Regions from separate parts of the Homo sapiens genome. Here region 1 is linked to region 2. A link is an interaction called in ENCODE POLR2A ChIA-PET data of the cell type or tissue named here. Cell type or tissue: CD4-positive, alpha-beta T cell. All regions are shown on one strand. Each heading gives the region's core, and the rest is flanking DNA. Links, peaks and the distances in the headings are about the cores only. Region 1 has its middle 22 kb from the start of PRKCA. Region 2 has its middle 10 kb from the start of CEP112.

Evidence for each region. ChIA-PET counts read pairs that join two places held together with the same protein. Peaks named below come from ENCODE experiments on the same cell type or tissue, not always from the same donor. Only the 100,000 strongest peaks of a DNase experiment are listed, where the experiment ranks them.
Region 1: POLR2A ChIA-PET joins it to region 2 with 5 read pairs; 2 of 35 experiments call an interaction of 5 or more read pairs at or near these places.

Annotation. Positions count from the first base shown.
Region 1 is chr17:66,279,429-66,282,342 of GRCh38, forward strand. No RefSeq gene overlaps it. Among named protein-coding and RNA genes, the nearest start is that of PRKCA, 22 kb to the right of the region's middle. In CD4-positive, alpha-beta T cell, for the core only: no CTCF peak of the experiment used is centred there; no DNase peak of the experiment used is centred there.
Region 2 is chr17:66,200,633-66,203,546 of GRCh38, forward strand. No RefSeq gene overlaps it. Among named protein-coding and RNA genes, the nearest start is that of CEP112, 10 kb to the left of the region's middle. In CD4-positive, alpha-beta T cell, for the core only: a CTCF peak has its summit at 1,321 (motif pointing right); DNase peaks (open chromatin) are centred at 209 and 1,349.

The DNA of each region.
Region 1 (2,914 bases), core at 235-2,734, 79 kb after region 2:
CGATCCTGGCTAACATGGTGAAACCCGTCTCTACTAAAAATACAAAAAAAATTAGCCGGGCGTGGTGGCGGGCGCCTGTAGTCCCAGCTACTTGGGAGTCTGAGGCAGGAGAATGGCTTGAACCCGGGAGGCGGAGCTTGCAGTGAGCCGAGATCGCACCACTGCACTCCAGCCTGGGCGACAGAGCGAGACTCCGATCTCAAAAAAAAAAAAAAAAAAAAAAAAAAAGAGATGATCACAGGCTGAGCATGTATTGCTTTGCAAGGGGTTTCTTGGTCCCATACTTATGGGTCTACTTGAGACTTTATTTTATGGAGGATCTCCTGTTTTTCTGAGGCTGGTTTAGAAAATACAAGCATTGCCAAGAAGGAGGGCCTGATAAATGTAAAGTGGCTGCAAAGCTGGCTAGGAAGTCCTGTCTCAATAAAAGAGTAGGACATTCCAGCATAACTAGAAACCAGAGTTACCATATAGTTTTCTAGCCTGTAGCTTAGGGGTAAAGTGTTTTGATTTGGGGGTGCCATTGACACCCATGACAGTGCAGCTTTTGGAGAATAAGGGCCCAGAGTGGCAGTTCAGGACAGAGTGGCCACTGAGTCAATTAAGAAATTAATATTTGCCGGGCACAGTGGCTCACACCTGTAATCCCAGCACTTTGGGAAGCTGAGGCGGATGAATTGCTTGAGCCCAGGAGTTCAAGACCAGCCTGGGCAGCATGGTGAAACTCTGTCTCTACAAAAAAAAAAAAAAAAAAAAAAATACAAAAAACTAGCTAGGCATGATCAGGGCTGCCCATAGTCCCAGTTACTCGGAAGGCTGAGGTGGGAGGATTACTTGAGCCCAGAAGGTCAAGGCTGCAGTGAGCCCTGATCACGCCACTGCTCTCCAGCTTGGGTGACAGAGTGAGAACTTGTCTCAAAAAGAAAAGAAAAAGAAATTAATATTCTTGGCTGGGCGCGGTGGCTCACGCCTGTAAAGAAAAAATTTAATTTTCTTTTTTTTTAGGCAGAGTCTCACTCTGTCACCCAGGCTGGAGTGCAGTGGCTCGATCTCGGCCCATTGCAACCTCCACCTCTCGGGTTCTCCTGCCTCAGCCTCCCGAGTAGCTGGGATTACAGGAGCCCGCCACCACGCCCGGCTAATTTTTGGTATTTTTAGTAGAGATGGGGTTTTGCCATTTTGGCCAGGCTGGTCTCGAACTCCTGACCTCGTGATCCACCCGGCTCGGCCTCCCAAAGTGCTGGGATTACAGGCGTGAGCCACCACGCCTGGCCAAAAATTAATATTCTTACCAGCCACGTGAAGAATCACTGAGGCTCCTCAGTTGTGATGACCATGCCTTTTGTGGGAGCCACCAGGAACCTTGGTCTAGTTACAGCCATGATGGCATCGGGCATTCTCCTTTCCCTTTGGAGCTGAAGGTAATCCCTTTTCCAATGGCCCTCCTGCTTGCAGGACAGGGTCTAGGTGGGGTCCCCTGACTGGGACAGTCTTCACTCCAATGTCCTGGCTTCCCACACTTGAAGCAGCAACCATTGCCTGCAGGTTTGCTGTTAGGCCTGTTTGGTCCATGGGCGAAGCATCCCCCCGGGTGACCCTGAGGTTACAGGGCGCTGCTTACAGCAACTGCTGTCATTGGAGCATGCTGTCTGTTCTGTTGTTTGCCACGCTGGGTCCTTTCAGCCTCTCCAGCCCCGTCCCTATTACTAAATACCCCAAAAGCCACATCAAGCATTTGATTAATAGGCATTTGGGGTCCTCAAGCCAATTTCTGTAATTTTATTCTGATGTCAGGTGCTGACTGGTTAATAAAGTGTGTCCCTAGTAAAATCTGTCCAGCATCAGCATTGGGGGTCAATGTTAGTATATTTTGTTAGGGCTTCCACAAGGCACCCCGACACAAATCTGGGTTGTCATCCTTTCCTTGAGTTATTCCCCTTATTTTATTATAGTTCACAGGCTTAGCAGTACATTTTTTATTTCCTTTTTTTTTTTTCCTTTTTTTGAGATGGGGTCTGGTTCTGTTGCCCAGACTGGAGTGCATTGGCACGATCTTAACCAACTACAACCCCCACCTCCTAGGCCCAAGCCATCCTCCCACCTCAGCCTCCTAAGTACCTGGGACTACAGGCACATGCCAGCATGCCTGGCTGATTTTTGTATTTTCTGTAGAAATGGGGTTTCGCTGTGTTGCTCAGGCTGGTCTCAAATTCCTGAGATGAAGCAATCCACCTACCTCTGCCTCCCAAAGTGCTGAGATTATAGGCGTGAGCCACCATGCCCAGCCTGGTACATTTTTTTATTCCCTCCACTAAACAAGTCACCATATGATTTATTTTTCTTACATCAGCCTGGCTCTGTTGATCGTTCCAATTAGGGTCATTGTAAGGCATAGATGTGGTCCCCACAGTGTATTGCTCATGGTCCTCAGCTGATGAAATGCCAAGTGCAAGAGCTCAGCCCTTACAATTGGTCACCTCCATGGCCATGACAGAAGACAGGCATTCCTAGACCCTTGGCTGACTGCCTTGGCATGTAGGCATCCCTGGAGCCCTAGTGTTGTCCAGGGATCCATGGCCCCTGAGGCTTTGAAAACGGGGAGGCTTTCAAAGAGAAGCCGGACCAGCTGTAGGTTTCATTTGAAAGTCACAAGCCTGCTGATATCCATCTGAACGTTTATCACCAAGTACCACTTGGAAGTAGAGATGATTCAGCACAGCCAATAAACAGGGACCTTGAAGGGACCCATTAAGAATCAGAGGCCTGGATTTGGCATTCCAGAGGGCAGTATCTAGGAGGCCTATCTTACTGTGTCCAAAATGTTCACTAAACCTTTGTGTGAAGTAAGAAGAAGCAGCGTGGGGAGAGAAAATTGCAAAAGCCGGGGTTTTTTTGTTTTGTTTTTGTTTTTGTT
Region 2 (2,914 bases), core at 170-2,669:
TCCTGAGCTTCAGTTTATTTATTTTCCTTATGGGATGATTGGGGAGATTGAATTAACAGAGGTGAGATATGTAGAAAAATGTACCCAGTGCCTGACACAGGAAACTTCAATATGAGGGCTTCTTTTCTTTCCCAACTGTTTTGCCAGCACTTTGGAAAGGAATAGATGCCACTAGGAGGCAGCAATGGCACACAAAGAACTAATTATCATGTGCACGTGCATGCGCAGACACACACACACACACACACACACACTCACATGCATACGCATGGGCACATACACAAAGCACACACACTCAAACCACATACACAAATCCACATGCATGCCACACATACCACATATATACTCACACTCACACAAAAGCAACAAATATTTGCACAGCAACCACATACACACCCACACACAGGCATACTGGCACACACATGCACACAGCTCAAGTTGTTTTCTTTCCTTTTCTTTCTTTCTTTTATCTTTTTAATCTTTTATTGAGAGATTAAAGCAGGGAATGATCCTCAGGTTAATAGATAGGAAATGTCACTGAGGAATAGTACTTATTATTAAGTTTGGGGCACAGGAAAGAGATCCTATATATTGAAAGATTGGTCCATGTATTAGAAACGAGAGAATTATGTTATAAACTTCTTGCAGAAATATAGCATAAGAGATACGTGAAAACATTGATTCCTTTGCATTTAGAACGCCGTCCTGCCATAAACCAAGAGAAAAAAGACGGTCATTGAGAAGCACCTTCAGGGACCAACTTGTCTTGGAAGAAGACCTCCCTAGCCATGTGCATTTATAGAGTGTATAGTTATATAGTTATATGCATTTGTAGAGTTACAGTTATATAGTATAGAGTTCATTTAGTCTATGATTGCTAGGTGAGTAATATTACTTTGGGAAGATTCAGTTCAACTGTGCAAAAATAGAGGATGGGCGGGGCGCAGTGGCTCACGCCTGTAATCTCAGCACTTTGGGAGGCCGAGGCGGGCGGATCGTGAGGTCAGGAGATCAAGACCATCCTGGCTAACACGGTGAAACCCCGTCTCTACTAAAAATACAAAAAATTAGCTGGGCGTGGTGGCGGGCACCTGTAGTCCCAGCTACTCGGGAGGCTGAGGCAGGAGAATGGCGTGAACCCGGGAGGCGGAGCTTGCAGTGAGCCGAGATTGCGCCACTGCATTCCAGCCTGGGAGACAGAGCGAGACTCCATCTCAAAAAAAAAAAAAAAAAAGGAGGATGATAACCAGCTCCTTATGGTTGTGGTTCTTTCTTCACTAGGCTACCTGTGGCGGTTAGTACTTCCTGTACCATCTCCAGTAGGGGGAGATCACCGCAAACTATGGCTAGGGAGGGTACGGCACAACTGTGATGACAGGCAACCTGGTGATCAAAGCATTTAAGAAGAAAAACACTTGAAAAAGGGAATCTACTTATGGCACAAAATAGACCACATAATCACTAAATAGAGGGGCTGCAATTGGGCAGTTTCTACCGATGGACTCCTCAAATCCAAATTGCCTCTTCCAATTACAAAAATAGCAGATTTTTATTTCTGTGAAAATACGATTAAATGAGAGGAATCAGGACTATCGTCTAAGCTCTAAAGTCTGCTCTGATTATTTTTCAGTGATCCAAACCTATCCAGCCCCCTAAAATGCCTTCCAGTGAACAAAATGGCACAAAACACAACCTTCAACAAACTTGCCATATCCCAGGAGCTTCTTTGTAGAATAGGCTGGGGAAGGGAGGAGTGTTGGAAAAGTGCTAAGGGTTTAAAACAGAAGTGCTGAGGTGTCAAAGTTAGGCATGCTGACTATCTGGTGCTATCAAAATGCAGACCTAATTATTGTGTATATGAGTAGTGCATGTGTACATAAATATGTGTATGTATTTCCTAGCTCTGTCTGTTGAAGAAGACCTAGAAGCAGTGATGCCTCTGTATCAATGAGCACTACACCCAGACACAATGCAGACCTTGATTTCTTTTTTTTTTTTTAAGACGGAGTCTCACTCTGTCACCCAGGTTGGAGTGCAGTGGTGAAATCTCGGCTCACTGCAAGCTCCGCCTCCCGGTTCACATCATTCTTCTGCCTCGGCCTCCAGAGTAGCTGGGACTACAGGCGCCCGCCACCGCGCCCGCCACCATGCCCGGCTAATTTTTTGTATTTTTAGTAGAGACGGGGTTTCATCGTGTTAGCTAAGATGGTCTCGATCTTCTGACCTCGTGATCTACCCACCTCAGCCTCCCAAAGTGCTAGGATTACAAGCGTGAGCCACCACGCCCGGCCCAGACCTTCATTTCTAAACACCGTTATCTTCAGTTCATTGGGGAAATGGCTGAGGTTTAGAAAGCTGAGGTTTACAAATTATGACAAGCTTGGAGTATTGTGTTTTAACCAAAAGCATGGTGGTGCACACCTGTTGTCCCAGCTACTGGGGAGGCTGAGGCAGGAGAATTGCTTGAAGCCAGGAGGCAGAGGCTGCAGTGAACCGAGATCGTGCCACTGCACTCCAGCCTGGCTACAGAGTGAGACTCCGCCTCAAAAAAAAAAAAAAAAAAAAGAAGTGGTGGAGCAAGATGGCCACATAGAGACCTCCAGTGATCATCCCCCTCACAGGAACACCAAATAGAACAACCATCCATGCAAAAAAGCACCGTCATAACCAAAAATCCCTGTACCTGGCTTTAAAATTATATCAAGGAAAGGGGCATTGAAGAGGCTGGGAAAGACAATCTCGAGTTGTCGACACCACCCCTCGCTCTTCCCCATCAGTGGCCATGTGGTGCAGAGGGAGAATCTGTGTGCTTGGGGGAGGGAGTGTGAACTGTTTGTTGGACTTTGCATTGGAATTCAGTGCTGTCTGTCACAGCAGAAAGCCACACAGGGCAGAATTCACCTAGTAACCACGA